Linked DNA regions of Mus musculus: regions 2, 3, 4, 5 and 6 are each linked to region 1. A link is a loop called in an ENCODE intact Hi-C map of the cell type or tissue named here. Cell type or tissue: heart. All regions are shown on one strand. Each heading gives the region's core, and the rest is flanking DNA. Links, peaks and the distances in the headings are about the cores only.

The links. A loop is a pair of places that touch in the nucleus more often than their neighbours do. Peaks named below come from ENCODE experiments on the same cell type or tissue, not always from the same donor. Only the 100,000 strongest peaks of a DNase experiment are listed, where the experiment ranks them.
Region 2: a loop joins it to region 1, with 1.9 times the contacts of the local background. A loop is called at or near these places in 3 of 42 quality-filtered maps.
Region 3: a loop joins it to region 1, with 2.2 times the contacts of the local background. A loop is called at or near these places in 7 of 42 quality-filtered maps.
Region 4: it touches region 1 in a loop (3-fold over the local background); 8 of 42 quality-filtered maps call a loop at or near these places.
Region 5: a loop joins it to region 1, with 2.3 times the contacts of the local background. A loop is called at or near these places in 8 of 42 quality-filtered maps.
Region 6: a loop joins it to region 1, with 2.2 times the contacts of the local background. A loop is called at or near these places in 7 of 42 quality-filtered maps.

The regions. Positions count from the first base shown.
Region 1 is chr3:101,710,451-101,715,640 of GRCm38, reverse strand. No RefSeq gene overlaps it. Among named protein-coding and RNA genes, the nearest start is that of Gm33309, 24 kb to the left of the region's middle. In heart, for the core only: no CTCF peak of the experiment used is centred there; DNase peaks (open chromatin) are centred at 2,350 and 3,640; H3K4me3 peaks cover 1,750 bases; H3K27ac peaks cover 3,970 bases.
Region 2 is chr3:101,777,151-101,782,340 of GRCm38, reverse strand. No RefSeq gene overlaps it. Among named protein-coding and RNA genes, the nearest start is that of Gm33309, 42 kb to the right of the region's middle. In heart, for the core only: no CTCF peak of the experiment used is centred there; a DNase peak (open chromatin) is centred at 2,800; H3K27ac peaks cover 2,428 bases.
Region 3 is chr3:101,491,992-101,497,181 of GRCm38, reverse strand. No RefSeq gene overlaps it. Among named protein-coding and RNA genes, the nearest start is that of Gm40109, 13 kb to the left of the region's middle. In heart, for the core only: no CTCF peak of the experiment used is centred there; a DNase peak (open chromatin) is centred at 3,061; H3K4me3 peaks cover 338 bases; H3K27ac peaks cover 962 bases.
Region 4 is chr3:101,804,279-101,809,468 of GRCm38, reverse strand. No RefSeq gene overlaps it. Among named protein-coding and RNA genes, the nearest start is that of Gm33381, 21 kb to the left of the region's middle. In heart, for the core only: a CTCF peak has its summit at 3,068; DNase peaks (open chromatin) are centred at 3,178 and 3,678; H3K4me3 peaks cover 730 bases; H3K27ac peaks cover 2,784 bases.
Region 5 is chr3:101,609,913-101,615,102 of GRCm38, reverse strand. No RefSeq gene overlaps it. Among named protein-coding and RNA genes, the nearest start is that of Atp1a1, 7.8 kb to the right of the region's middle. In heart, for the core only: no CTCF peak of the experiment used is centred there; no DNase peak of the experiment used is centred there; H3K27ac peaks cover 837 bases.
Region 6 is chr3:101,601,160-101,606,349 of GRCm38, reverse strand. Atp1a1 (ATPase, Na+/K+ transporting, alpha 1 polypeptide) reads left to right here and starts at 1,643. Exons shown (of 23, transcript NM_144900.2): 1 at 1,643-1,947. The coding sequence starts at 1,936. In heart, for the core only: CTCF peaks have their summits at 1,507 and 2,223; DNase peaks (open chromatin) are centred at 1,629 and 2,229; H3K4me3 peaks cover 3,948 bases; H3K27ac peaks cover 3,919 bases.

The DNA of each region.
Region 1 (5,190 bases), core at 810-4,809:
GCAGGTGCATAGGAGAGAGCCATCTGTTCAGGGCATCAGAGGAAGTGCCACTGTGAGGGAAGGCCATTTAAAGAAAGCTATTTCTCTTGCTTTGCTCCATTTAAGCCACAAGGATGGGAACATAGACCCTCTGCTGTCTACCTGTACATCTGCACACCAGAAGAGAGTATCAGATCCCATTATAGACCCTTGTGAGCCCCTATGTGAGTGCTGGGAATTGAACTCACCACCTCTGGGAGAGCAACAGCTGGTGCCCTTAACCATCTCTCCAACCCCTCATCTGCGCTTTTAAACGCCCCAATGAAAAGACTGATGTAAAAACACTCATGTTAGTAAGAAAGGAAGGAAGGAAGGAAGGAAGGAAGGAAGGAAGGAAAACAAAGAAACAAACAAAAACCCTTTGCTGCTGTTGTCTTTTATTATTTAGATAGTTGCAGACAGCTTCCCAATAGTTCAGGCTGCCTGGAATTCTTAGCTGACAGTGACCTTGAACTCTTTCCCTGACTTCCTGAGTGCTGGGATTCCCAGGTTTGCATCCTCGATACCTGGGCTTGGTAAATGGCAAGTCTACTGGATCTGGTTTCATCAAGTCCAAAAGCAGGACTCTGCACCAGGGACTGCCACCTGCCCAGTGCTACTCAGCTCCAGCCTCCCTCCAAGAACGCAACAGCCGGCTAGGGCTAGAACCTGGGTTTCTACTGCTCCCACCCCAGATGCTCTGTCCTCTAGGTAACTCGGGCAGCACTTTTTGAACTCTCTCCAAAAAGAGGCATCCTGCTGAGACAGAATGTTCTGACCTGCCCCACCTAGAAGATAAAACCACCAGCGTGTTTGCGAGAAAAAGCAAGCAAGGAAGAGGGTAAATAACTTTGCACACACACGTTGGCAATACGAGTTGAGAAGGAAGTAGATTCTAGCCACCCTGTGTGGGGCTGTGAGCCTCTGGCCCTGCCTTGGTTCCATGTCTTTTGTAATGTCTTATCCCATGGGGCCAGCCCCTGGTTGCTCCTGGAGGACCCCTTCCTTCCTATGGAACACTCACGTGGCAGGAACTCCATCAGCAAGGACTCAATTCCCAAGCAAAGGTCACAGCAGAAAGGAAGGAAAGAGAATGAATGGATGAACTGTTTGAGCCAGAAGGCACTAACACCTTTATTCCTCTCCCCCACCCCCAGGACATCCTACCCACTGCTGTGCCCTTCTCCTGTTTCATCCTTGGACAAGACCAAATACTCATGTGTGTGCGCGCACACACACACACACACCACACATACCACACACACATGCACACAACATGCATGCAACATACACACACACACACACACACACACACACACACACAGCATTCACCAATAGCATGTTTCTCTCTTAGGCCTCTATCTCTGCACTCTCCAAAGCAACACAGTGACCACAGAAAGCCCTGTCATGGAAGACAGTAGATAGTCTGCCACCCCTGTCTCCCACCATCTTGTCACCTTCACACTGGCAACAGCCCTGTCTCATTAAGCTTGTGTTTGTGTGGCAGTTCCATTCCTAGATATTTTTGTTCCCACCCTTAAAGAAAGAAAGAACACAAAACCTGTATACTAATGTCAATGCACTTTGTTCACAGTAGCAATCCAAACGGACAAACCATGGTACAACCACAGACTAAAATACTATTTAGCAATGAGAGGAAGGAATTCTTGGATGCGCCCGATAACCGTGGTAGTCTCCCTGAATTATGCAAAGTAGAGGCTGGAACTGAGACAGCGCCACAATTCCACTTAGGAATAGTCTAGAGCAACTACTGCTCGTGGGTCAGGAGACAGATATGGAGCACTCCTGTGACGGCATCCGCATGTGTTCTGTCAAAACTCGGAAAGGGGGGAAAAATGTATCAACATAAAAAACTTAACCAGAAGAGAGAAGGTGAAGGTCTTGTCACAGCAGGCTATTAATCAAAACACGAATTCACCCCACAGCGGAGGGAGATGAGGTTGTTCACAACTCAACGTTTGCTCTCAGTGGCTGCACACAGCCCAGGGAGGCAATGGAGAAGTCATTCTTCGCAGTCACAGAAGCAGCTCCGGGGAGTTAAACAACTTGCCAGCATCACGGAGCAGGCGGTGACAGAGCAACTGTGATTTCTGCTCCTTTCTCTTTTCAGTGTCATTATGCTGTCTGGGAATTTTAAATCTTGTGGATAAAGACAAACAAGAAAACACTCAGTCTGGCTTTCTTCAGTGCCTCCGGCAGAAAAGCAGCCCATCTCCTCCCTGGAGACCAGGACGTGACTCAAACTGCAGGAGGGGCCAGTCTTGCTGCCGGAAAAGAATGCAAACCTGGGCTCAGAGGCTTCCAGAACTCAGCCCCCAGGGGGGCTCCCCAGCCGCTCCTTGTCCCAGGGCCGTGGCCATGTGGGGATGCAGACTGGAGAGCCCCAGGCCTGAGTACAGAGCTGAGAACACAGGATAGGGACACTCTCTCAGCAAAGGAAAGAACCGGAAGTGGACGTGGTTGCTGAACACTCCGGTCCTAGTGGCCTAAGTCAGATTGGGGTGTTGTAGGGGAAAGATAAACTCCAATATACCCACAGCTAGAAGAGTGGCCATGCGACTCTAGGCTCCGCTGTCTCTGAATTCTCCCTTCGCTTGGCTCTTTTCTTTTGCCTCCCCATCTGCTTGACCCTACCCAAGCGCACAGCCCAGAGGGAGAAACCCCTTGCCTGCTGCCCAGCCCACCCACGCACGCAGGCACGGACGCACGCACGCACACACGCACGCAGGCACATGTACATGTGGATGCTTAGGGATGGACTCCAAGCACTTCCTTTGTGAATTGGGTTATAGTTGTCTGTTGAAGATGATCTTAGCTTTTGGAAGAAGTAAGCATGTAGATTTCTGTCTCAGGAAAACGATTGCCACGCCTCATCAACTGCCTCCTTCAGCTTGGAATCACAACCCTTTGGCTCTACTCTTTCAGATAGAAGAACTCTCAGCTCTAGTCCAGGGGCTCTAAACCTTCCTACTGCTGCAACCTTACAGTTGCTCGTGTTGCAGTGACCCCCAACCATAAAATCATTTTCATTGATTTTTTTTTTATAACTGTAATTTTGCTACTGTTACAAATCGCAACGTAAATATCTGATATTCATGATATCTGATACACAGCACCCCTCCCTGCCCCCACGGCTTCTCTAGTCACTCTTCCTAAGTGTCAATTACACCTTCTGCCCTACACTGCTCCCTAGAGTTACACTCTGGTCTTCTCCAAAGACGATTGTTCAGGAGAAGTCATTTCCAAGCAGGTACCCAGGTGTGGACCCCAGTCATGCTTTCTGGAGGGGACCGCTACGTTAGGAGAAAGGAAGACTTTCAAAGGGGCGGGGCGGCCGATCAGAGTAGAATAAAAACCCTTTCCTTTAAACGAAGGATTTTACCTTCTCAGAGAAAGGCTGTTAACCACGAAGAGGATTGGCTGCTCGGTTCCTCAGACCTCTTCCTGGGCCGCTCATTTCCTCTGGGTTCACCATTTTCCAACTCACCTCACCCCAAATGACCCTGCCACTGATCCCCCTGAAGGCAGGGCCTGGGCCGCCCTGTTCCTTCAGGCCCCAGAGCCTCTGCGGCCTAATTACCAGCCAGGAGGAGCCTGCATCCCCACCCAGCTGGAGGCCAGCTGCAGGAGAGAGGAGGATTGAGACATTTCCCTTTCTTCTGAGGCCTTGTTAGTTCTTCCTGCTGGTGATTAGCCAGTTATTTTTAGCTCCATCTAAGCACCCTGGTTAGTATTCAGGGCTGCTTTAGACAGGTCGGGGGTCACGCTCCTCCATGATAAGGCTTTGATTCCAATTGGTCCCCGCAGATGTGGATAAATTAACTGGAGGACCATCCTGTCACTCCCCAGGTGTTTTCTTCTCGTCCCCGACACCCCTCCCCAACACTGGCTTGGATCCAAAAAACCGTGAGGCCAGCCATAAAGGCTTACTGCAGGGATCTGGGCAAAGAGTAATTCAGAGGCCCTTTTGAGGCGTCCAGGCAGCTCCACGGAGGGAGGAAATCAAGGTTTGGATCTGGGCTGTGACTAGCTGATTCTGAGACACTAGGCAAGAGATTTACCTTCACTGAGCTGGAAATGGTGTGTCTGGGTCAACTGGCCCATTAATTCTTTCCAGTACCAAGGTGCTGTAGAATTTGTGAGTCTGAAACAGAAGCTAGACCTGAAAAACACGGCTCAGCTTCAGACCATCTTGAAACAGTTTCAGACCATCTTGAAATAGATGGGGCACCTTTTCCTCTTTTGCTTGAATCCCTGTTCGTCCCTCACCCCTCCTACCCCCACCCCAAACTATCCAGGAATGAAGCCCTGTATTTTCACCCTGTAGTCCTGCTGCTGCCTCCCACCTCCCACTTCTCTCCTGATCTTCCTGGGCCAGGGGGCAGAGGTAACCCCAATGCATGCTGGGAGATAGAGCCACCACAGTGCAATCTGCGTAATGTGGAGGAAGCCAGGGGCAGTGAGAAAGTCTAATTTTATCCCATTTAATCATGAAAGAGTGATGACTCTGAATTATGACTCTTTCTTTACTTCCATAAGCCAGCACAGTCCCTAGGCCACAAAGGGATGTATGGACTGTCATTTAGCCAAAGCTCACCTTTCTTAGGTTGCATCTAACTGACCAGCCATATTCCCAAATACTTCATGTCCTCTTGCCTTGACTTACAACATGAGCAGACTAGCAGCTGTCTGGTTGGGGTGTAGTATGCAAGCACGAATAGTGCTTTGCAATAGCATCACTATCTCCCCTCTTTAGACATTAATACTTAAGCTTATATGAAGGAACTTCCATGAGCCCACATTGCTATATATGAATCTGAGAACAGAACCATACAAACAGGTCTCAGAGGCCAATATTCAAGTTCTCAGCCATTTACTCTACAACTTCTGGTATAGTAGATATACCTTGATATATGTATGCATCCCTGAGAGGTATAGTATATATACCCTGATATATGTATACATCCCTGAGAGTTGTCTTGCCTTTGTTTTTTTGTTGTTTTTGTTTGGGGGGGTCGTTTTGTTCAGTTTTTGAAACAGGGTCTCACTATGTAGCCATAGCTGGCCTGCAACTAACTAGATAAAACAGATTGGCCTTAGCCTCACAGAGACCTGCTTACCTCCGCTTCTGCCTCCTGTGGGCTAGGATTA
Region 2 (5,190 bases), core at 639-4,638, 67 kb before region 1:
TGAGCGATATTCTCAGCTGATGAAAAAAATCTAGAATAGGATTTAGTGTCTGGTTCCACTGGGAATCCCTGGAGGTTCCAGACTCACTGCACAGGGGTTTGAGACTGAGTGAATGACACAGGAAGCTGTGTCCTGTTGGCTCCCTAGGCAGAGCTGCGCTCAACCTGAGGCTCTGTGTTACAGACCTGGCACAGCTGGAGTCTGTCCCCAGATGCCAGCCTCTCCTTTGTTAAGTGTCCCACAGTGTGCAAGATGAAGGCAGCCTCTGCCTCCCTCCTCTGGTAGGTTGGAAGTGACTGCCTCTTCAGAGAGACACCATGTGAACTGGACTTCAATTATTTAAAAACATTGCAGGTGGCCTTTTCCCACAAGTTATATCTAGAAGACAGCTTGAAGTTTGCCACCTGCCCCGTTTGTGTGTGTGTTCAGGTGAACCCTGGCTGTCTAAATTTCGGACAGTCTGTGGACTGTCTGGTGAGTTCCTTCAGGGGTAACTAAAATTGTGACCTCCTAGATTTCCCCAGGGCAATGACTGACTCTCTCTCTCTCTCTCTCCCTCTCCCTCTCCCCCCCTCTCCCTCTCCCTCTCTCTCTTTCTCCCTCTCCCCCCTCTCTCCTTGCTTCTCTCTCTTCCCCCTCCTTCTTCTTTCCACTGCTCCCCCCCCCCCCAGTGACATCGTTTCTGTCACTCCTCCATGAATGAGCAGTGACCAGTGACCTGGTGGGGTTGTTTGTTTGTGTGTTTGTTTTCCTGGAGGGGGTCTCTACCTGGTTTCTATAGTCCTCCCTCAGTTAAGCATGTTTTTTTGTTTAATGATTAGGCTTAGGAGCTGATAGCTTGGGCACGGCTTCAAATTACTGTTTTGGCCACTGCGAGTCCTGTCTTCTTGTCTGAAGCATGAGATCCTTCTCCATTAGGGGATTTGCAGCCTGGCTGCTCCAGGTCTACACAGCTCTTCCATTTGAAGGTCTCTCCGCCAATGTTTACCGCTAGTGTTACTGTTTGCCCAGAAGCTACAGTCTGCCGCATCTTCTGGGAAATGGAATTTATGTCTCCTGGCAGCAGAGGGGGTGACGTCACCAAAGCCCTGTGCTCATCACTGTAGGGCACAGCTGCTGGGATGATGGCTAAGGTGGAAGGGGCAGGATGGGTTTGCATAAACAAATCCTGCTCCAAGGGCCTCTTCCTTCCCTCCTCTTTCTGAACCCCACCATTCAGACTCAATCTCTGAAAACTGACACCCTCCAAATTAGTATTGCAGGCCTGGGGACAGTGGTGGTGGGAAGACGCTAGGCAGGGGTGGGTGGCATTCATGCTGAAGGGAACAATGAGGTCTTTCCTCTGGAGTGAGTGCTCCTCAGATGACCCCTGGGACATGTGTCCTGAGCTTGCATTGCAGGTGACCTGCTTAAGGCACCTTGAGGCTGGGTCCAGTGAGTGTCTGGCAGAGTGAGGCTGCAACCAACTGGCTCCTCCCTCTGAAAAACTATGTCCACCCGGGGTGGGGTGGGGGTCCTGGGTGAATGCAGCACCCATCTGCATTCCCTCTCCTATCTGTCCTATGTGCACAACACCCCCCCAAGCTCCAACCCAAACTGCTCAGGGCAGAGAGACAGAAAGTACAGTATGCATTTGGCACCCACTCACTGTCTTCTATGTCCCCATTTTGTCAGCTTTCCTCTAACTCTTTTCTCTAAGAAGCACTGGGGTCCTCTCTCTGCCCCCCTCACATTCCTCATGCCTCCTCCATGAACTCAGAAGGGTCCCACAATTACTTAACCACTGGTAGTCTGAGACTCTTAGTTTTTGAACACAGCATTCTGAGTTCTCAGTTTGCCAACAATGTGGTCAATGCTATTAGAGTCTTTTTGACACACAGTTTTTGTTAACAGACACCACCCGATGATGTCTGTCCCTTGTCCTCAACAGAATCCCAGTCTCTTCAGTTACCCTTGGGGACCTCTAATGACAAGGGGAGGCACAGAGGGTGGTTAAACTGCCTGGTTGAAACAACCATGAACTCTAGAGACTTTGCAAGGGAATTGATCCAGAGATAACCACAGGATCCAAGTCTTGTTAAAGGAAGAAACCAAAAGCAGACTCTCAGAAGCGTAGGCATTTCTGTGGGAAATGGCCAGACCTGGCTAGCTTGCTTCTTGCCCTCCCCACTTTTCCTGCTATGAATATGGGCACAATAACTGGATGCCCAGTAGCCCTTTTATAACATAGAGAGAAAAGCCAACACACTATGGATGGAAAAGAAAGAGAAGGAGGTGCATCTCTGGAGGTGTGTTAGCTTCCTGCCATGTACCCCAGTATACAATGTGGAAATCTCTCTCTTTTTTAAAAGGCATTGTGATATTTCTCTTTTATACACAATCGAATGTTCTGTAACTGCTATCACTCTGTTTACTTACTGCAATTCTGACCCTTCCCGCTACTTAAGATACTCTCATTGGTGAGTATGCCTCATGCTCCTTCTTGTCCAGTCCTCCAGGGCACGCCGGCAGGATGGGAATGCTGTATTCATTTGCTGGTCTCAAAGGAGTGCTCCTGTGTGTTGGTCTACACCACTGGGAGTCTCCCTGTTACTTAGGGCTTTCTTTCCCACACAGGCCTTACTTGTATGTCAGTGGCGATATGAAACTAGCAATCAGCAAGTCCTCCTGGGAAAAAAAAAAAAAAGACACTGGACTGCCCTGCTTGAGTCAGTCAAAGATCCTCACTACACTCCCAGCCAACCCAGCCAATCCAGCGAAACTGTGAGAAGACAGACGACGGGTGGCTTCCTTTTCCTGTTCACAAGCCCCGTCATTGTCTTCCCGCACTAACTACTCAGATCCCAGGAGACCAGGGAAAAGGAAGTTGTTCTGTTAGAGCTGTCTGTATGGGATAACTTTCCGTGGTTTCCTGTAAAACACAGTGAAAGCCCTCAGGAGGCGGACTGGGCTATTGAATGACAGTCCTAGCCACGCCTCCCTCGCCATGGGAAAGTAGGATTCTTCTAGACTACCAGGGAAGGAATCCTGATAAGGTTGATAATAGCATTGCTTAAAGTGTGCTTCACTCAGGACGAATGTGAAATGAGGGGGGTTAAAATAAAATAGCCAGCTGTAGTGGTTTGAATACAAATAGGTCCCTGTAGGCTCATATGAGTATTTGAGCATTTGGTCCCCAGTTGGTGGTGCTGCTTGAGTAGCTTCGGAAGGTGTGGCCTTGCAAGAGGAAGTATGTCACTGGGGGAGGGCTTTGAGATTTTAAAGCTTTGTGCCATTCCGGGTTTGCTTTCTGTTTCCTGCTTGTGGCTCAGGATGTGAGCTGTCCCCTTCCTGCTCCGGCTGTCATGCTTGCTCGTCCCTTGCTCCCCCCCCCCCCTCCCCGGGCGGCATACTCCCTCTGTCTAGAATGCACACCTGTGTAATGTTAATCTTGATTGTCCTTTAATGGAATTTAGAATCACCATGGAAACAGACCTCTGGGCATGTCTAATGAGGAGTTTCTACATTATTTGGGGGTGGGAAGATCCACCCCAATGTGGGTGGCAGCACTCCATGGGCTGAGGTCCTGAACCAAATAAGGAGGCAGAAGTGGGTGGAGCACCAACTTTCATCTCTCTGCTTCCAGACTATTGACTCAGGGGAACCAACTGCCCAGCTTTCCTGCTACCATGGCTCCCTCTCTGTGGAGGACTCTTTCCTCAAAGTGCAAACCAAAATAAACTCTTCCTCTCTCACCTTTTGTGAGGAATTTTATTGCTACATCAGGATAAGGAACTAATACACATCTGCAATCCCAGCATCCAGGAAGCTGAGGCAGGGGGCTAATGAGTTTCAGGCTAGCCTTGGGGTACATAGTAAGACCCTATCTTCAAAAATCAAGTGCTAAGGAGGAAGTTCAGTGGTAGCGCCCTGGCTTAGCACTCATAAAGCCCTAGGTTTGAGTCCAACCATTACAAAAAGAATAAGTAAATAAAAAACCTGGCAATCCACCAATTCTATCCATGAGATCATCAAGATATTTTTTGCTTATTTAGGATAACAAAACAATGGGAGATGATTCTTGCTACCTGTGAAATTCAGTCCCATCTGATCATTTTGCTGAGGATTTTAAAATAATCGCCAGGTTTCATAGCATATGCCTTTAGTCCCAGAACTTGGGAGAGAGATCTTTGTAAATTTGAGGCCAACCTAATCTACACAGTAAGTGTCATCCATTCAGACCTACCTAGTGAGATCTTGTCCTAAAATAACAGCAACAAAACAAAACAACTCTATCAACTTCTATGATCCTCCATATGTGTATGTGTATTTATATTACATGCACATGCATTTGTTTATACATGGTTGTGGATGCGTGGGCTCCACACATTCATATGCAGAGGTCAGAGGAGGGCTTGGGTGTCCTGCTCTGTTGTGTTCTGCCTTATTCCCTTCAGACAAGCTCTCTCATTGAACTTGGAGCTCACCATATTTTGGTTAAACTGGATGGCTAATGAGCCCCAGAAATCCTGTCTCTACCCATCCTGTCCTGGGATTATGAATGTGTCAGAAAGGCTGGAGAGATGGCTAAACAGTTAAGAGCATTCATTCGTTCTTGCAGAATTGTGGTTCCCAACATCCACGTGGCTGTATGCAACCTTCTGGAACTCCAGCCAGGGGATCGAACATTCTCTTCTGACCCCTCTGGGCACCAGACACACATGGCACACATACGCATATGCAGGTAAAACATTCCTACATATAACCTAAAGAAATGTGTGAGCGGCCGTGGCTGGCTTTTTCCGTAAGTGCTGGGGATTTGATCTCAGGTCTTCGTGCTTGTGCCGCATACCCTCCAACCACTGAGCCATCTCCTTATCCCCATTCAATGCCATTTCTAATAAGTGATTTTAGTAATCTAGGGATCAAAACACATCCCATTAGTTATGAAGGGCATGTGGGCCACACATGAACACAGGCCTATGAGAAATTGTCTAGTGGAAAAGAAATAGAAGAAGCCTGCCTGTCAGAGAGTGAGGGAACGCCCTACATATTCTCAGAGCTGGTGGGACCATAGGGATGAAAGAGAAGATTTACTGGCCCAGAATAGAGAAGCTGAGAACAGCTGACAACCTCAAGAACTACCATAGGCACAAACATATTCATGCCAGCTCAAAACACACATGCCAGCTAAAAATACACATGCCAAAA
Region 3 (5,190 bases), core at 634-4,633, 220 kb after region 1:
GTCTGGTTTCCTTGGGTTTTAGACACGGGATCCTACTCATATCTCATCCTCCTGGAAGGCTTCCTCCTCAGTGTGATTTGTGATGTCCTGCATCTTCATGGTGGATATGTTCTTGGGATATAGATCAAGACAACTAATAGTTTCTCACGTCAATAGCTCAGCCCAGAAGAGACTTGAGAGTTAACACAACACAGGGAAGCAGCTTGGGCAGCCAGGGAGACAGAGAAAGATAAAGAATTCCCATAGACCCCAAACCTAGCAGCTCTTTCATTTTCCCTGTGAGATTTTTTTACACATGTAGATTCCTAGGCCAACTGAGTCAGAATCTAGCCGGGAGCAGCGTGGAAGTTTGCATACCCTGAAGCTCTCTGGATGACACCATGGCCAGCCTGGTTTGGAAACCACTTGCTCAGGGCCACAGGGAAGAAATGCAAGGCCAGGAGGGTCAGGGAAGCCTCAGATACTGGGCATGACCACTTACGTGACTTCCTAGTTCTCATGCAGCAAGTGAGCTTCCCTGGTCTCGCTTCATAATGTAAGCCCCACATGGGGCGCCACATGCAGTTTGTGGGAGCAGAGTTAATTTTCAAAATCGATTCTCTCCTCAGACCCTGAAACCAGTCCAGGTTTCAGAGACCTGGCTAATGGAGACCATGCTTGCTCCTCCAACTGAACCAGCCCAAAGCAATCCAACCACGATTACAAAACCCAGGGTACCTGAGGCTGAGTGAGTCCTTAGAGACACTCCAGCTCATTCGGTTTTGAACTGTATTCCTAGGCAGCCTAGGCCACATGACCTCTCATGGAGAGCAGAGAGTGGAGGCTCAGTAGAAAGGCTGCTGTAAAAGACAAGCTTTTTTCCTCCTGCTTCCAGACTCCCAGAATAATGACTGAGGCTCGAAATACATTTACAAACACCTTACCCATAATTTTTTGGCATATAATCTGACTAGCTCATAAATTAATACTCCATTTACTCTGACTGAAGTTCTGCAGGTTACCTCCACTCAGGTGCCATTAGTCCTCCTTCGGTTCCAAGAGCCAAATCCTCTCGCGCCTGGCCCTATCCCAGAATCCTTTCTGCCTACCAGACGTTCCGCCTTCTATTCTATCCTTTCCTATAGGCCATAGGGTTTTTTTGATTTTTGCTTTTTGTTTTTTTTTTTATTGACAAGTGATGCATCCACACAACACACAAGATAGTCTCTCCACAGACTGCTGGCCTCCTCTGCTTCTGTTTCCACCACTTTATAGCTGTTGCTATAGTGATTAGCTGTCGATCCATTTCCCAGATGCTGCCATTGCTAACCCAACCCAGGGCCTGGCTACTTTCCATCCAGTGTCCAGCATGGTGGCTTTCAGACCTGAGGCCAGTCACGGCTCTCTCCTGTTCAAGACCGTACATTGGGTTTCCATTGCCCACAAATGGCAATCCAAGGTCGTCACTGTGGCCTGTGTATCCCTTTGTGTTCCCTCCCGGCCGCTTTGTCTTCCATCATGCAGGTCACTTGCAGACTCACCCGTACCAAGCAGCTTCCTACCCACCTCCCGGCTCTTCCTCTTCCTTCTGTCTGAAGTACCTGCCTCATATTAGGCAAGTGTTCTATCTCTGAGCAAAGTTACTCAGGCTGATCTCGAACTTACTCTATACTCAAGACAGGCAAGCTTTGGACTTGCAATCCTCTTGGCTTAGCTTTTTTGTTGTTGTTGTTTTTTCGAGACAGGGTTTCTCTGTGTAGCCCTAGCTGTCCTGGAACTCACTTTGTAGACCAGGCTGGCCTCAAACTCCTGCCTGCTTCTGCCTCCCGAGTGCTGGGATTAGAGGTGTGCACCATCACACCAGGCTGGCTCAGCTTTTCAAGTAGCTGAGATTATAAACACACCACACACACCAGGCACAGCTGTTGTTTTTCTTATTGCCTTTTAGACAAAGAATCCACCGAAGGCTCACAGACCTTTCTAAAGCAGGCAGTGAGAGTTGGTGAAACAAAACCCCTAAGCCAAACACATCTCACAACTCACTGCCCATGAAGTTGTCCATTGTACTAAAATAAAGTTTTATTGAAACACAGCCACACTAGTCTGTTTCTATATTGTCAGGTCATTCACTCTCTGGCCCTTTATAGAAAATGTTTGCCAAGCCCTGCTCCGAGTAATAATGTGACTAACTCAAAGTATTACTGTTTAGAGGTGTTTCCCATTCGTGCTGGGTAGTTTTATGCCAACTTGACACGAACTAGTTATCAGAGGGCATGGAGCCGCAATTGAGACAACGTCTTTATAAGATTGGGCTGTAGCCAAGCATGTAGGGCGTTGTCTTAGCTATTGATCAATGGGAGAAGGCTCAGCCCATTGTGGGTGGTGTCATTCCTGGCCTGGTGGTCCTGGGTTCCACAAGAAAGCAGGCTGAGCAAGCCATGGGGAGCAAGCCAGTGAGCAGCACTGCCTCTGTATCAGCTCCGGCCTCCAGGCTCCTGCCCTGTCTGAGGTGCTATACTGAATTCTTCAGTGATGAATGGTGATGTGGAGGTGTAAGCCAAATAAACCCTTTCCTCCCCAGCTTGCTTTTGGTTATGGAGTTTCATCATAGCAATAGTAACCCTGACTAAGACACCAATCAACTCCATTTTTACTGGAAGTCATTTTGAGATTAGTACCAACTGTTCTACAGATGAAGAAACTGAGGCCCAGAAAGGAGATGGCTCGCCCAAGGTGACACAGACAGCAAGAGGCAAAACCGGAAACCAAACCCAGCCACCAGCGCTCCGAAGAGGGCTGAACAACTGAACAACTGCAGCTGTTGCTGGAGCCTGAATGTGCTTCTCATCTGCCCAGCCGCAGAGTGGCAGCAGCTGGCGGTGTTGACTGTGAGAAGACAGGGGCCGGGAAGCAACTGTACATGATGTAGATACTCAGGAGTAATCTCAAAGAGCAGACAATGTCACCAGGAGCTTTCTGTGCATAGGAAAGGCGGCTAGCTCACAGAAGTCTGCCCACCACAAGCCATGTGTGGCTTCTGTAAATCTCTAACAGTTAATCACATGACTGCTCAAGCCGCGGCAGTCTTCCCACCCAGGCTTGGACAGACCTTTCTCAGCTTGCCAAGGAGCTGCTCAAGAACCTGAACGGCTGTCACATCACTTGTGTGAGAGAGCCCTCTAGTGTCCATTTCTGGTATTGCCTCCCTTGCCATGGGCTCTGTAGACAACAGGGACACTGTTTTTCTAGGTCTTTTGACTTTAAGGAACTCATCTAGTACAGTAGACTTAAAAGGTGTTGCTCTCTTCAGAGCTCCCTGAAGAGGCTGTTATGCAAAGCCTAACTACACTACCATTGGGCATTGCCTGTTTGCAGGTTTTCCCTTCAGTTCTGACTCCGTGGCCTTTCATAGGCTCTGGAGTTCAGTCTGCAGACAGATTTGACCTTCCACAACAACTTGACATATGGGAAGCTGTCTCAGTTGCCTCCAGCTAAGCTCTGTTTCCGGAAGTATTTTGTGTTGTCAGTTTGGGGTGGTTAATTTTTATGGAGATCGAAAAATATATTTTTATTGCCTTTTATATATTTATTTTGTGTTGGGGGCTATGCATGTTTGCTACCATGCTTGTGTGGAGGACAGAGGACAACCTGAAGCAGTCAGTCCCAGGGATCAACTTCAGGCTTGGTGCCAAGTGCCTTTAACTTGCTGATACACCTTACTGTCCTCAATTCTGCAGAGGGTGATGTTTGAGATAGGGTCTTGCTAGGTGCCTTCGACTGGTTTCAAACTCCCTATCTTCCTGCCTCTACGTCTTTGTACTGGGATAACTGGTGTGACCCACCACCACCCAAGCTGCCATGCTACACTATTTTAATTGTTTATCAACGTTGTATACACTGGGATTGTCAGCGTGGCTGAAAGCAGCAGGTGACGCTTGTTTTGAGTCCCTGTGCTCAGCAGTAGTCAGAAGCGGTAGCCGAGGCCCAGGAGCTGCTGTCTCATCTGACAGGCAAGGACTCTGTAGGACCAATGTTCACAACTTCCTGTTGCTGATTGCCTCGCACTTAATCACAGAGAATCATCTGTATGAGAGCTACTGGCCTGGGGTTGGGGGGGGGGGGGCAGGTGCTGTGCTGAACCCCCATGTGCTGACACAGGCACCACGGTTCCCAATTTTCAGATGTGACTCAGAGTCCAAAGCTCTGAGCAGCTTGCCCATGGCCTAACATCAAGCATCAGATCAATGTGTCTAAGTGCTATGGCCAGGGAGGCCTGGATTTAACCCAGAAAGCAGCAGCAGTCGGACCACATCTCTCTCAATGCCCCAGGTCGCTCTGAATCCCAGCTCTGGACCTGAAAATCTCCCCTGTTGAAGAGCGGACTTGTGTCAGGTCGTGTGTGGCCGACTCAGAAAGGAGTTCCCAGTTACTAGGTTTCCCTTTCTGTCCATAACGAATTTGAAGGAAGGCAATGGCTTGTGGTAGACACACAGGCTCCCTTTGCTTTCTGTTGAACATCTGCCTTGAGCGCTTTCTGTTGTTGCCTGTCTGGTGCTCTGAGGTCCTCCAAGGGAGGCTTTGACATGGGGTCTAGGTCTGAACTCTGAGCATTTCGCCTTCCAGGTTGCCCCTTGTCGCCCCTTCGTCTGCCCATGTGTCCACTGCTGTGCCCTATGCATTGAACAGCTTATCCCGTTGAGCTATTTGAGAGGTTAAATGTTAATTGACTCACTTGATCTCAACCATCACTTACTGTTACTCCCCTGTGGGAGTAACCATGCATTCCTAGGAGACTGAAGGCCCATCTCTTTAACAAAGCCAAAAGGCTCCCAGGCCCTTTCTCCAGAACCTTCAGCCCTCTCCTACTCCACATTCTTCCAGTATTTGCCTGTCAGTCTTCTAGTTCTTGTGACACTCTTGTCCCCATCTACTGAGGCTTTATTAGTCCTATCCTTGGCCAGGAAACATCTCCTCCACCACCTCTCCCCTCCCCTCCCTCCTGCCCTCTTAGCTGGTACCTGCTCTTCTGACCTGAGGCTCTGTTTAGCCACCACCTCACAATTGTGGATCCCACGGGCCTCACAGCCCAGCTCAGTTCCCCAACAGCCACGCTGGGACTCCAGGCCTGTCCTCACCTTAGACTTAGAAGCCTGCACTCATTTAGTTGATGACCACAGTCCATCCTACCAGGCCATGAGGTCCCCGATGTCC
Region 4 (5,190 bases), core at 815-4,814, 94 kb before region 1:
GACTTTCAGCTTTGACAATTTACACTATTTTATCTCTCAGAACTGCATTCTGGATGGATATACATTTGCACCCGCCTTTCAACTGACTAATTCTCTCTTAAGCTGCATCTAATGTGGTATTGCTGTGTCCACTGAATATAGCTCTACTATTTTGGTTCTTATTTTAAGAGTCTGTTTGGTCATTTCCAAGATTTGTGCGATTAAGCTCTCGGGCAGTGGTTTTCAACCTTCTAACACCATGACCATGCAATGCAGTGCCTTATGTTGTGGCAACCTCCAACCATAAAATTCTTTGCTACTTCATAACTGTAATTTTGCTGCTATTATGAATCGTAACATAAATATCTAATATGCAGAATATCTGATATGCAATCCCCAAGTGTCATGACCCACAGGTTGAGAAACACAGTTTTGGGGTCTCCTGGTCATGGTCATGTTCTAAGCTCCTCTTTTACATCTTAAATATAATAAATGATTTTATTCCATGTAAGACCACTCTAATATCTGAAATCACCAGAGTGTCATTTCTGTTTTTTTTTTCATTTTACAATCTATGATAGTTTCTTTGTGTGCTTTGTTAATTTTTAATGTGGATTGTTTATTCTTCCTTTAAACATCATCTGTGGGGATTGTTTGAGGTCTAGATTGAAGCTGAACTACATAAAAAGACTGACTTTTAAACCTGCCAGTTATCCAACAGCACAGCCAAGATCATTTAAATTACATTTGATGCTTGTGCATTTTCAAGCTAACAAATAGACAAGTCCAGAGAGAAAGCATTCAAGATCACCTTGTGGTCACAGATCCTTAGGGGGTGTCTACATGATTTTTCTATCACCCAGTGATAATGCCTAGATGTCCAAGTCTCCTTCAGAGACACTTGCTCTCATCCAACCCATTCTGGAAATGTCGCCTTTTGACCCAACTTAATCGGGAGACTCCAGAAACTGCTAGGTTTCCCTCTCCAGCAAGCCATGTGCATCTTCCTCCATCCCTGGAGGACCATTGATGAAAGGCTGCAGACCTCCTGGACTCCACTCCTGGCCCCAAGGACCAACACTGCTGGCTACCTGTCTGCCACGGTTGGTTCTTGGATTTGCTTCATCTGGTGGAGAGCTATGTATTTCTACATCAAGAATGCGTTTAGGAAGGTTTTAGAATCCGTGCAGTTAACTCAGCATTGCAGCCCTGTCACGTGAGAAGGTGCTACCCTGAGGGCTAATCTGATAAACTACAGTCTGCAATAACCTGATCCAAGCCGGATGGACCCCCACGTCCCCATGCTGCTCTCTAACTATGGTCCCAAGTTAATATTCCCCACGTATCTAGGCCAAGCCATCCCCTTGACCCTGTAGACTTCGGCAGATCCGGTCTTGCCTCCCATCCCACCATCCCATCCCGATACACCAGCTCACCCCACGAGCTAGAATTCTTTTAAATGCTTGCACACTGAGTCATATTTTTTCAGGGCTCTGTTCCTTCCAGTGGCCTTTCATCACCTCATTTAAAAGCTCTCTACCATGGCCTGCAAGGCCCACACAGGTCTGGCGCCTGCCGTCAGTCTCCTGCGAGCTGTTCACCCACACTGGCTCACTTTGCTTTGTTTTGAATAGACCAAGTACATTTCTGCACACCTTGCACCTATTTGTCCCTTGGCTCACAAGCCTTCCGTGCCATATGTCAACATGGCTCAGTCCTCCCAGACCAGCTTAACTCGGCGAGCTCCCCACCACCCTGTTACTGTCCCTATCTGGTTGGCTTGTTTTCCTATTGGAAAATAACTCCACTCAGATGAGGCTTGTTTCAGTTGTTCACTTCTGAATTCTGCACCCAGAACTATGACTTGTGCAGAGCAGATGCTTCATGGATGCTTGATAAATGCAGACTTGGATAGATGGATGGATGGATGAATGGATGGATGGATGGATGGGAGGAAGGAAGATGGGTTTTCATGCATTTGCTGCGTTGAGGCAGGGGAACTGGACTTGATCTCAAGTTTTGCAAGGCTCAGAAGAGGCTCTTCATAAAGCAATTTTGAGATGTTGAAAAATCACAGTGAGAAAGGAAAAGGACCTCTGGCTCCAGAAGCCTGTCTCTGAGAAGTGCCTGCCTCCTCTCTCTGTGCAGCCTGATAGAGCAGACCTGAGAAGGCACACTGATGGGCCTGCATCGCAGCTCCCTACAGCTGGTGTCTGCTATCCTGACTGGGATCCAAGGTGCACTTCGAGGGCTGTGTGGACAACACACACTCTCTCTGCTTGTAAACAATGCTTGTCAGCAAAGCTTTCAGGCTTTCTCCCTTCCTGCCAAGCCTGGGAACAAATAGCAGTGGTCTTGGCAGAAGCCCTCCCTCCCCATTGCTTTGTTTCTGAGTCTAGACCATTCATTTCCTCTCATTCAACAGCTTTGCTCTGAGAGGGAGTCACTTTCCTTTGCCAGCTTTAGCTTTTAAGTCCTCGTAGCTCATGACTCTCCTGTCAGGACCCAACCCGGGGTGCTTGGATACAAAGGAATGAGAGATCAGTGCCGAGTGTCAGGGAACTGTGCCGTAATTGAGCAAATCACATCTCCCAAAGACAGCCCAAACTTGGTCAGAGTTGTAGACTCTCCTCCCCACCTGGAGGGGGATGGGAATATTCTGTGGGGCAGTCAACATTAGGGCGGCTCGAAACAAAACCTAACCTGTGGTTTCAGGCCCAAGAGGCAACCATGGATGGAGAACTCACTTAGTGAGCCATGGGCCCAAAGGGTCTGGACTCCTTTTCTTCTTCACCCCAAGCCCCATAGTCTTCTCTTATTTTGCCCTTTCCTCTTTTGCCTCCTTCTAGAATATTCTCCTTTTGTCTCCGTGGTAATGGTCATCAAAAATGTCCTCTGCCCTTGGGTCTCTCTATGTAGGATTCACATATGTGAAACCTGTCCTTTATGACCAGGACAGGTGTTCCAAACGGAGTAAAGACCTACAGCAGACCAGCAGGAGATGCGCAGGGCACACTTGGCGATCTCTGCTGGCTGACTGAGATCTGCTGCTTGGCTGTGGCAGCCCCGCCTGTGCTGTGCGGTGAAGACGTCAGGGGGCGCTCGCGGCTTCTCTCTGGCTGGCTGCTGACCGTGGCCAATGGCAGCGGAGGAGAGCAGTTCGCCACACTGTGGCCCTCTCCCACCGCAGACAGGCTATCCTGACCCACAGGCTCTCCATGCTCTGGATGAGGCTGGCAAAGGGGAGTGTTGACTCCATGGGGACAGTCACAGTACAGTCCACCCTGGACACACAGCGTGTGTCCCCCACCCAGTGCAAGCGTCCCCCACCCAGCTCGGCACAAAGACAACAGATGGGTGGAGGGTGAGAATGTTCCAGAAAAGAACAGTTCAGGCCCCTAAAATCCACGGATATGTGTTCTGTACATTTCCTGTTCTTTGTGCTTTATCTCATTTCATCCCTCCAACCATCCTTTGAACCAGGGTAGGCATTATCAATTTATTCATAAACATTTGAGAATCACAGACCAAAAAAAAAAAAAAAAAAAAAAAATCCAAGGTCACCGCCTGGGCATGCGTATAAGTCATCACTAGTCATTCACAGTGCAGGTGACAGAGAGGCACGTGGAGAAGCCGACCAGGATGGCTTTCCAAGTGGAAACCTCCCCTGTTCCTGGCTTGGTCTGAGGGGAGGGGGTGGGGCATGTTCCTGCCCTTGCTTGACCCGCCCTGTCAGCCCTGTCCGCAGCAGCGGGTCCTCCCAGAAGGTAGATGGGCGGAGCTCTTGAGGTGACAGATGGGGGAGGAAGACTTCTTAGGATTTGCCCTGGACTGAAAATTTCTGGTCGCACCTTTGAACCCTGTAAAGTCCTCAAAGCCTTCTGTTTCAGAAGCTAATCACGCGCTCTCTCCACGGGCCCGGTGACCTTTGCAATGCAGTTAGCCTTTGTTTGCTTTTCTTAAAAGGCCTGCAATTTATGATCCGAACAATGCCCCTTAGGCCAGGAAGAAAGGAATTTGAGGGTCCAGAAAGACTTGGTTTTCTTCCAGCCCTTCACCTCTGAAGCCATAGTTCCTCAATAACAGTGTATAACATTAAGACTGGGAGTACAGGGCAGGGGATTGATCTATAGCTTTGTGTCTCGTGGAGACCCTAGCAAACAAGAATATCCCAAGGATGGCAACAATAAAATCCAATCTACCAGCATCGTGCACCGAAGGGGAGGCTCGTATTTTCGGGTATGACTTGTTAACCAGTTATGCGTGAATGTGGAGAGGGGCATGGATTAGGGAGCTTTCTGTTCAAACAGAAGGGCTGACAAAACCATGGAATCTCAAATCGTCAGACATTCAACGGCCTTTTCTAAGAACCATGGGAGACAAAATGTCTACCTGATCCAGCAAGTCATAGGACACCGGCCACCACCACCCCATCCCCAGCTTAGACGGTCCCAATCCTCCTTTTGTCCTTAGTGAAGGAAGGAGCCTCCCAGTCCCTTGCCAGGCCAGCATTCTGCAGGTTGGAATCCTGCAGGCTACCTCCAAAATCGCCCTAGCTGGGGGGTAGAGGTGCACACAATTAATCTCAGCATTCAGGAGGCAAAGGCAGCTGGGTCTCTATGAATTCATGGCCAGTCTCGTCTACATAATGAGACTCCATACACGACAAAATGAACTCCACCCCCCTTAGTTGGGTCCTCCTGACTATTTATGGCTCAGGGGTCCAGAGGGACAGGCTGGGCCACTCGTGTAGCTCATATTTTGGCAACCAGCTGGAGATTTTCACAAAGCAGTTCCCACTCAAACCTGTGATGCACAGAGCAAACACACCGAGTGGCGTTGGCTGCCAGACCCTCCCCGCTCTGTTTTCTCTTCCTAGCACCTGACCTTAGCACTTCAATGTCATCTTTGAAGTCTCGCAATCCATCAGCGGCCATGTTCCTGACACACAAAAGCATTATCTGTGACGTATGTTCCTATTAATAGTACCAGCATCTCTGCCTGGACACCCTTGTCACCTGTTAATGTGGGCTCCTGCTGCCAACACCCCACCCCCAACCTTAGCAGCCCCATATCTCTCACTCCCCACCCAGAGCCACTGATCCACAGGTCTGGCCAGCCTCTCCTTTGGGCAGGAACTGCAGTGGACACTTAGGGACCCCTACGAAACAGTTCTCTCACAGTATGGCCAGACACACACACACACACACA
Region 5 (5,190 bases), core at 375-4,374, 100 kb after region 1:
TGTTGGGTATTTTATATTTCCCCAATGTCTCAATGACCCCCAAAAGAAGTTCCTGAGAGAAATTTGTTTTCTTGATGTTCACAGAGGCTCTGGGATAGCCCTCTGACACAGTCATAGTGTGAGTCTCATACAATAACCCAATTTTTTATTATTGGTGGGATGCTGTGAGAAAAACAGCCTTTAAATAGCAAATAAGAACACCAAAGCTGATACTGATGTTGAAATAGAACAGTTACGTTGCTAAGAAAGCAGTTCTTCTGTTTGGGATCCTGGGATCAACAGGTCCCTCCAGCATCCTTGAACCGCATCCTGTAATTGGATCTAAACTCAGTATCTCCCCCAGAACTCCTATATTCCAAAGTAAAGGATTTGATTTCCTGGGCACCATGCATGGATCCCAGTGTGGGAAAGAAGAAATTCTAGCTGGTTCCAGACCAGAGACGAGGTCATTCTGCATAAACAGAGAGAGAGGCAAGGATAATGGAAGCTGCAGCGCAGGAACAAGGAGATTTGAGACTGTCCACTTGGCAAGAGAAAGGAGCATACAGAGACAGCAATCTCTCCCAGGCTTAAAATGTGAGTGACTAGATCAGCAGTTCTCAACTCGTGGGCCGTGACCCCTCTGGGGATCCCATAACAGACATACTGCATATCAGATATTTACACTACAATTCATAAGAGTAGCAAAAATTACAGTTATGAAGTAGCAATGAAATATTCTACGGTTGGGGGTCCCCACCACATGAGAAACTGTTAGGAAGGTTGAGAACCACCGCTTTTGACGCATGCAAAAAAACCTGGTTGGACAAAACTCATTCTGCAAAGTAAATTTGAGGACTTCAACGCTTGAGGGCAAGATACTATGGATGAAAGAATATTAAGACAGCTTTCTAAATTTAAGCAAGTTCTCCCCGCCTGCCCCCCCACACACACACACACTTTGTTAGATTAAGAAGGGAGATCCAACACTTCCAGGGCATCAGAGAGTGGCCAGCTGGGAGTCAGTACTGACCAGACAAGGCTCCTCAGCTAACTCTAACTTCTCTGTTCCAAGCTCCAGTATGTATGTGTCAAGCATATCCCCCATCCCTCTCACCCCAGCCACTGTCCACCACACCCTCCTCAGAGGCTCCTGTTGGCGCCTTCTTCAAGAGAAAAGAAGCCTCTGAAACAGAAGGGAGCAAAGGCACCCAGCAGTGTGGGGCAGCGCCCTGAAGGTGTGAGGTAGGGCCCAGGGTTCTGTGCTTGCAGTGAGGAGCATCTTCCAAGGAAGGAAGCAGGGAGGACTCTTCCTGAGGATGTAGACCAGGCTAGCCTCAAGCTCCCAGAGATTCCCTCTGCCTCTGCCTCTGCCTCTGCCTCTGCCTCTGCCTCTGCCTCTGCCTCTGCCTCTGCCTCTGCCTCGAGTTCTAGAATTAAAGTCATACACCAACCACCCTGATGCTAATGATTTTGGTCCCTGAACCTAGAAACCCTGCAAAGTTTTTGGTTTTTGCTTTTAACTTTGTTTTACTTTGACATCAAGTTGAAATGAGAAAAATGCTTTTTTGAATGCTATACAGTTGAAAACTATAGTGTGCATTTATGTATGCATTTAGATATAACTCCATATGTGTGTAACAGGGAGAGAAAGGGAGGAAGGAAGTAAAGAAGGAAGGAAGGAACGAGAGAGGAAGAGAGAGAGAACAAAAGGAAGGAAGGAAGGAAGGAAGGAAGGAAGGAAGGAAGGAAGGAAGGAGAGAGGAAGAGAGAGAGAAAGGAAGGAAGGAAGGAAGGAAGATTTCTCAATTTTTTTTCTTCTAGACACAGTCTCTCTATGTAGCCTTGGCCATCCTGGAACTCTCTATGTAGACCAGGCTGGCTTCGAACTCAGAGATCTGCCTGCCTCCTCTGCTGGGATTAAAGGTGTAGGCCACCACACCTGGTTCACCTTTTTGTTTTGTGTCCTCTTTGTTTTCTATTTCTGTCTGGGCTATTTAGCCCATGCTGGCCTTGAACTAACCCTGCAAACCACCACCACTCCAGTAGATACATCTCTCTAGAGAAATGAGGCTTTCAAGATGCACTGTATGAATACCAGGTCATCATGGAAAATTCCATTTTAAAGATCTGGGTTTTGTTTTTGTTTTGTTTTTTTTTTTTTAATTGCATGTTTTAGATAACCTTCTGGAGTTGTTTTGTTTTGTTTTGTTTTGCAAAACATTTCTGTCCCCAAAGCTGATTCTTTTCTAGTTGCCCTACTGAGGAGGAAGCCACATGGTGGCTGGAAAGAGAACGGGTTGGGAATCTTTGCATCAGCTCTGTGAAGACAGCAGGGAAACCCTTGTAGCCCCTCAGCCTTATCCCATCCGGTAGGAGGAGGCAGGGCTGGTTGTTCCTGCTGTAAGACTCTTACTCCATAAACTCCTTTGTAAAACTTCTCACTCCCTGTGGGAAGAGCTTCGTCCAGTGCAGAGGCTCTCCCAACTAAAAACCACAGGTTGTGTGCACAAGCCACCGGGCTGTCCCCTGCTCTGCTACAAACACTGCAGGAACAGAAGAAACAGGCTGAAACACAAGGTCTTGCTCGTGGCCATCCGAGTTCCCAGCAGCTCTGCTCCTTGCTCTTCTTGTCCTTGCTAACCCTTCCTCTTGACATCAGCAAGGTCACTCCACGTAAATACAAGACATTCTTGGCCTGGACAGCCCTGGCTGGGAAGCCACACAGTTAGCGCTCTGATTCCTGTGTTCTCTGAGTCTGTGGTTCTGAGGTGGGAGGGAGAGTCTGGCCTGCAACTCCCTCATGCTGTGCAGGCTACAGAAGCATAACAGGGTTGGGCAGCTCCGTAGGAGGCAGCAGGGTAGGGGAGGCTGACCCTCCTCCAGGGCTACCCACTCTTCCTCCACTAGTCTCAACTCCTTGACTCTTCAAGGAGAGCAAGGTGATTTAAGCCACTTGTGTGTCTTTGACATGGATGTCCAAACAGGAAGCCAAAGGGAACTGGCGGTTCAGTTTTGGGTTTATAAAGGGAGCGTGTGACCAGGAACCAACAAGTCCAACTATTTGTGCTATAATTCTCATCTGTCTGCATCCAGGGAACTCTCCCGTGCATCGAGGTAACATGATATAAGGCGGCTGTCACTGCTTAGAAATTAAGGTCTCTCCACTGCCCGTGGAATGTGAGCGAGCCTGTGTTTAGAAGTCAAGCAGAGTTTGTGCTGATCCCTCCATACCTGCCAAGAGAAGCTGATGTGAACCAGGTGGCCTGCTTCAAGCAGAATTCAATTACCCAGATGGCAACTGCTTCTTAATTCAAAACTTTCACTGCGCCTTTTTTTTTCCATTATGAAAAATGAGAGGGCGAAGAGAATATATTGAGTTTGAGCACTTCTGGTTTATGAGATTAGAGCCATAGGAGGGAAGTGTGTCCCTGGCCTGTGCTGGCTCCCTGAAGCTCCAGCCCCAAGCAAGATGCCTGCCTGGCATGATGTGGCTGCTGGTTCCTGGAACTGAAGTGACCTGCCTGTAACACAGCTCCCTCTTGGGTCTGTTCTTAGGAGGATAGAATAGCTTTCCCCAGCTAATTAGCAATTTTATTAGCAGATGGCATCTGATTTGGGGGGGGGGGGAGCTGGGAGAGAAAGAAAAGGAGAAAGGAAAATAAATTGCATTTGGAGACAATTCGACAATATTTTTCTCCCTAAGGCTGTTCGGCATCAGCCCCTACAGTGAGGACCCTGGGTTTCCAGGCTTCTTACTCTGAAGGTGTCTTGTCTGGATGGCAGCTGTGACATTTTGGTGGCCTTATTCCCCCCCCCCCCCCCGGTTCTTAACAGGTTCTGTAATAACCAATTATTCAGACAGGCAGGGCCTGGGGTGACCCATGCCACCTGACTTGGTGGGACCGGCAGGTTGTGTGTCAGCAGCCAAGTTGCTGGTTGGATGAGAGCAGGAGAGAGGGAGGGAGAGAGAGTAGAAGTGGATTCTGCTCGTACTCCCTCCTCTTTTACATCAATATCTGTGGATCTTCATCCTTCTTGGGCACTTACATCTCCCAGGCTGAGTAGGTGTTTGGAATCGAGATAATTCCTTACACTTCTGAAACAGTTACTGTTTCAATCACCACTACCACTGTGAGCATCACCACCATCAGCCACATCTGGACCACCATCATCCGCATCTCTGCCACCTCCACCAGCACCTCCATCACTTTCACCAGTCATCACCACCATCATTATCTCACCACCATCACTGTCTCCACCACCTCTACCTCTACTGCTATGTCTGCAAGCAAATATCAAATGTCAAGTTGGCAGGAACCTTTCAAGAAGGCAGAACACTAAGATTCATTGCCACAAGGAACAAATACAACTGGAGCTCTTTGGGCAATTGAAGCTAAATTATTCATTAATTTGGACTCTTCTTCCTTTTTCTATCCCCTATAATGCCAATCTTTATTGTGAGATTGGTTGCCAGGTGGCTTAAATTTTCTTTAGTCACTGCAATTGCATTAAGCACTGGTTTCTGACAATGCCAACAACAACAGAAGCCTCTGGTCTACCCGGGAGTTTCATTTAACAACACGGATCAGGAAACCAGAAGAAAGACAATGCCCTGTCTTCCCAGAAAATTGAGCCATCTTTGGGTTAGGGGGTTGTATGTTAACTGATTGTGAAGCGTAAGCTTCAACCCCAGTCCGTTTCTCTCCCATCCTCAACAATTTGGAAGACGCAGTTGGGAGGAAGTGGTGGAGAATGAGGATCATGCTGGAAATTAAGAAATCTTGTATGTGCTTTTTAAATAAAATGAGTAGGCCATCGGGAAGCTATAGGGAGGGACAGATGTCTTCAGATTCTGAATTTGACAGGGCTAGAGGGCCGTTGATAAGCAGACTGGCTGTGGAAACTTAGCACTGTTTCTTTTCTGCCAAAGAAATCTTTGCAACACCACACCCCTTCTCAAAACCCTGCCACATCTCACTGTGACCTCCGGAATGAAGTTCAAGCCCTGGAGGACTTCTAAATCCTCTCCAAGTTGTTTGATACTACCTCCCCAAGTCACCACTGACTCCTCCCCTTCCTCACCCAGGCTCCAACCATTATGAATTGTGATAGCCCATCATCCACAGAACAGGCTTATATTCTGAAGATTTTACCCACGTGCTGTGTTTGATTTGAGTTTCCTTGATCTTCCTGAATCTGTCTCTGAAG
Region 6 (5,190 bases), core at 648-4,647, 110 kb after region 1:
TCCTGAGAGGCTGTCAGCACCCCAAGCTGCAAGGAAGCAGCTGTGGAGATAAAGCAGCGTCTTGACCTATCAGACTTATCTTGATGAGTGAGTGGATGAGTAAGGAGGACCACAGCCCAAGCATGTGCTTTCTGTATTTTAGTTGTTGTGTTTTCCCATTTAGATCAGAGCCTATAGGCAATTCATCTTAAAGTAAGGTCTTCAGCAAGCAAAGCCTGCTGCACAGTGGCAGTGATCTGCCATGCACAGGAATGCACTTTCTTAAGTCTAGCTAACACTCTGTGACCTCCAGTTGAACTAACAGGGCTGGTACTGGTACTCTGGATTTGAAGGGTCTTTCCCCAGAATCGTGATTTTAAATTTTGCTTATAGTTTCCTCTTCTCTCTAAGCCCCAAACTGATTTAATCAAGTTCTGTAGATCACTGGAAGAGATAAAGGCTGCCTTCTGCTATAAGCAACAGTTGTATAAGCAACCGTTGTTTCTAAGAAGTACTGAGAATTGCTCTATGGAGGAACTGATAACACAGTGCCTAGATGTTTGGGTGTTTCTCCTTCCCTTACCCTCTGCCCACCCCCACCTATTTTTTGCAAGCTCTACATCCTACAAAGCATTGACACTTGAAGTTGATAGGTCTATATCTAAGAAGTTAGTGTTTTCCTTACTTCTAGGTATTTTCAGAGATGGAAATCGAGTTTCTCTTCTGAATCCTAAGCTTTCCCAGACTGCTTGCTTTCCTGAGATTGGTAAGAACAACAACAAATACTTTGTTGTTTCTGATGTTAAGTTTCAGCCATCACAGCGCCTGCTTAGCCACTGAAACTAGAAGCCCCGCCCTGCAACTCTGCCAGGCCAAGAGTGGGATGCGACTGGCTGGAAGTGAGTCTGATGAGACCCTCAAGGTAACCACGGATGCTGTGGATGCTGTTCTTCAAAATGCTTGAGCCACCTCTTTTACTAAAGATGGGTGTTCTTTTGGGTTTTAGGTTTCTCTGCCATAAAAAGGAGAAACTCTCCAACAAACAGTTTAATCCCCCCTCCTCTTTTGCAAGATTTCATTCATACAGTGCTGTGAATGAATTTCTTACTGACTTTTTTTTTTTATATAGTCATTTGGGGGTCATAAGGGAAGGGAAATGTAAGTGATGCGCGCACGCGCGCGTGTGTATATGTCCTGAAGCATTTCTCTAGTGGTGGAGTGAGAGGACCCCAGGACGAAGGAATCAAAGGGAAAGCACCATCCGCCGCCGCCGAAGGATGCCGGCCTGGATTCTGCAGAGAGGAATCCCTCGGAGTCGTGCAGCTGCTGTCCAACCCCGGCCCCTCGAGACCCCAGAAAAGCTACGCTGAGCAAGTAGACTAGCCCCGACTGCGCCGCACCCACTGTGGACCTTCCGCACCCTACTCCGCAGGCTGCTCACTCAAGTCCCCAGTGTTCTGCAGGCGGGAGCGCTCCGTAGCCCTTGAGAGACCCAGACACCCGCGTCCTGGGCACCGGCGCCCTCCTGCCGGGAGCCCAGGGCAGGCAGTCGCTAGCGCGGTCTGGGCCCGGCTGGGAGGGGTTAGAGGCGGAGGCGGAGCTAGCTGGAGCCGGTGTCAGGTTGCTCCGGTAACGGTGACGTGCACGCGTGGGCGGAGCCATCACGCAGGTTGCATATTTTAGGAAGTGAGGAGGAGGCACGGGCTCGAGCTGCGGCTGGGTCTGGGGCGCGGAGCCTCGGCGGGAGGAGGCGGACACGTGGCAGCGGCGGCAGCAGCGGCGGCAGCAGCGGCGGCCTCGGTCCGGGGCGCCGGCCGTCCTCCCTCTTTCCTCCCGCGGCAGCCCTAGTTCCCGCCTCTCGGCTCCCCCGGCTCCGCTCTCCCGGCCGGGAGCTGCTCTCTTCTCTTTCTAGTCTCCAGCAACAGGACCCGGCGCGGGGCCCGCAGCGCCGCCACCATGGGGAAGGGGGTGAGTGTCTGGCGAGCCCGGGCCCCGGGCGGGGGCGCGGGAGGAAGCGGCTTAGAGACCGGGCTCTCGGCAATGGAGGGGCGGGTGCTGAGCGCGGGCAGCGGCCCGGGAGGAGGAGCACCCGGGGCGGCATCTCTGAGCCGGGCGCCTGCCCTGCCTGAGCCCTCTGGTCGCCTTCACCGCGCGCCTTGCGCTTCCTTTCTCCCTCCTCCCACCGTGCCCAGGGGAAGGAGCGCTCCTCCCCTTCCCCCGGGGAGCTCCGACAGGGCCCCCTCGCGGTGGCGGTCCTCGCCGCGGCCCGGCGCCGGCGAGGGCAGCCTCCGGGTCGAGACTCCCTTCTCCTGGAGGCGCTGGGGCTCGGCCAGCTCCCCGCAGAGGCGACCGCCCTCCCCCAAAGGAAAAAAACTGGCTTCCCCTTAGGCCGAACCAGCCCAGCGAAGCTGGTGCCAGAAAGGGTGTGACTTCACAGCCCAAAGATAGCCTTTAAGGTATACTTTTGAGAGCTTTAAAATGGGCCACTGTCCATAACAGGATGTGCCTTTGGTAACTGGTGTTATCGTCTTAACGACGGGGAGGGGTGTGTTGTTTTATGTCGGAGCACAATTCTTAAATGGGGCCAGGCTGACCCTTCAGGGCCGCAGGGTACTGTCAATCTAACAAAGGACTGGAGACTGGGCAGTTGATGGTGTTAGAAAAGCCATGCGGGTTTCCTGCACTGCTGTCTCACCCGAGAGCGGTTCCCGAAGAGAATGAGGGAATCGGGCACGAACAACACTGAGTTCCCACCTCGGTTACTGCTGTCCACCTCGGAAGAGTTAGTTCTTGACCTCAAAGTAGCAGATTAAAAACTTAAAAAAATAACCCTGAAAATATCAGTTCCTAGCTTGAAAAAGCACCAGTCATGAGAATACAGGTGGGAGAGTCCATTCCACCCTTTTCAGGGCTGACCAAGCAGACAAGCTGTAGACACTGCAGGTCCTAAGGCACCCGGGTATATACTGGATGGAGCCAGAGGGAAGCACATTCTTTGGAGACTTGAAAGAGATGATTATAAGACGTGGGCCAGGAAGAGAGAATAGAGACCCCGATAGTGCCCAGTGTGGGCTGGTCGGCGTATGCAGCATCCTAGCAAAGAACTGATTCCCTCCTGGCCTCCACTTTCCACGATGGAAACCGGATCTATGTGTCACACCATCCTACATGCCATCCAAGCCGTTCCTATAAACCATTTATTCCTTAAAGCCCCATCTTTTATCTCCTATCCCTTCGAAAAGTATCTTTGTCATTTGGAGACCTTGAGCGGCTTTTAGGAAGTTCAAAGCCTAGGAAGGTGAAGTGACTTGTTCAAGGTCAAACGGTTGTTTAGTGGCAACAGGTGCTGAACAACCTGTTGCTCTCAGCTTACACATAACATCTGCCTCTGAAGCATCATTTTGTGTGCAGAACTCTGAAGTTATCCTCCAGAAGAAATTGGGGTGTTTATAATAATAAATAATCCAGGAGGACGTTTAAGTCAGAGTTATGCCTTTAGGCCTAGGACAGAGGCACTCAAGTGCTACAATAACAGTTCAACTGAGAATTTAGTTAAGTTCAACCGAAGTGTTTAATGTACCCTAACAGGTGTCTAGTGAACTTAGTATTTGGAGTACTCTATTCTATACATTGGATATTAGGTTGCCTGTGTGCATTCATGTATGAGTGCATGTCTTTCTCTGTGGCTTACAATGGCAAACTGGTCAGAGGAATATTTCATACTGAAATGTTGGGATTTTTCCACATGAGGATTAAAATGTGGGTGGAGCGATGACTAAAACCCTCTTGATAATTGGTTAACCAAGAAGCTTAAAGGCAGCTAATTTTTAAGGTCATTGTGATCTTTCCCCCACCCCCCACCCCTTTTCTCAAGTGTCATCTAGGGTCTAGATGTGGGTGATATCTCCAAATGATTCTTCCTAGCTATCAAAACTGGGGTCTTGAACATTTGGTAAGAAAAATGAAAGTCCAGCTTGCTGAATCATTCCTGGATAAAATAGGATTTTGTTCCTTTTTTCTTATTCAGTGTTTTCTGCCAGTGACTCGGCTTATAGCCTCATAAGGCCTACCACCCACAACTGTTTAGCTCACCCAAGGTGCACATCATAATTGTTAGAAATGTAGGAGCCTTGGCTTGTTTGTTAAACGTTTATAAAAGGTGGGAGAAGGGAGCGTCTCTCTAGCCTTTCATTTCAGTCCTGGGTTTGGTTTACTATTAACTTAGATGCTGAGAAAAGAAATCCTATCTTATGGGTAGTGATTTAAAGACCAGGCAGGGAAAGAGGTGACACAAGGTACACATGTCAGCAGGAATCTTGGTTGTAGGGTAACATTATCAGCTGCCCTTTTGGAGCTAAACTCGAAAGTGTGACTAAATACCCACTGGCTGCTATAAAGCTAGTACTTTAGACTCAAAACCCTGTGAGGCAGAGTCTTCCCAATGGAAAGTGGCCCAGCCTGGACAGGAACAAGTAAGGGGCGCTGACACTGGGGCTGGTCCTGGAAGTCCAGGAAAACAGAAAATAGGCTGTGAGGTTGTTTCCACCTTGTAAGATTGAAACAGTTCCCTGCCTGGAAGGTTATCAGCACTCACACACCCCCACCCCCTATTATAAGGCTGGCCGCTGGCTGTTTGTTAATTTGTAGCGTTCTCTGCTGGCAAGTTTGTAACAATGGTGACTCACCTTGGGGTGGAAGAATAAGAAACCGGGAGGCTGCTCTTTTTAAACCCAAGATGATAGAAAACACCCCCCACCCCACCCCACCCCCCAAAAAAGCTTTATAAAGGTCTAGTAGGGTGTTTATCCAGTTGAGGACTAAAACTTAGAATCACATTTAAGAATAAAGAGCAGGCCCAGTGTTAGAGAAGAGACTTGGCACTCGCACTGATCCATCCCTGAACTCTTCAAAACCAACGCCTGAGGATTACTTAGCAACAAGTGCACGGAGAAGTGACTTCTCTTCTCCACAGACTGTTCTTTTAGGAGTACCTCAATAATGAGAGGGAACCATTAACTAAACAGCCCTGAAGGACTCTGTATGAAAAGCTAAGTTAAAGTATTGCTTCATTTGAAGACAAGCAGGTTTCTTGAAAAAGCACAGCCTGGGAGCTCTGGTTTCTGGTCTGGCCAGATGTACAGTCCTCGCCCTGAGAGCAAGTAGAGTCATCTGTGTGCTGTGTGGAGTGAGTGCCATACCAGTGTGCCGGGG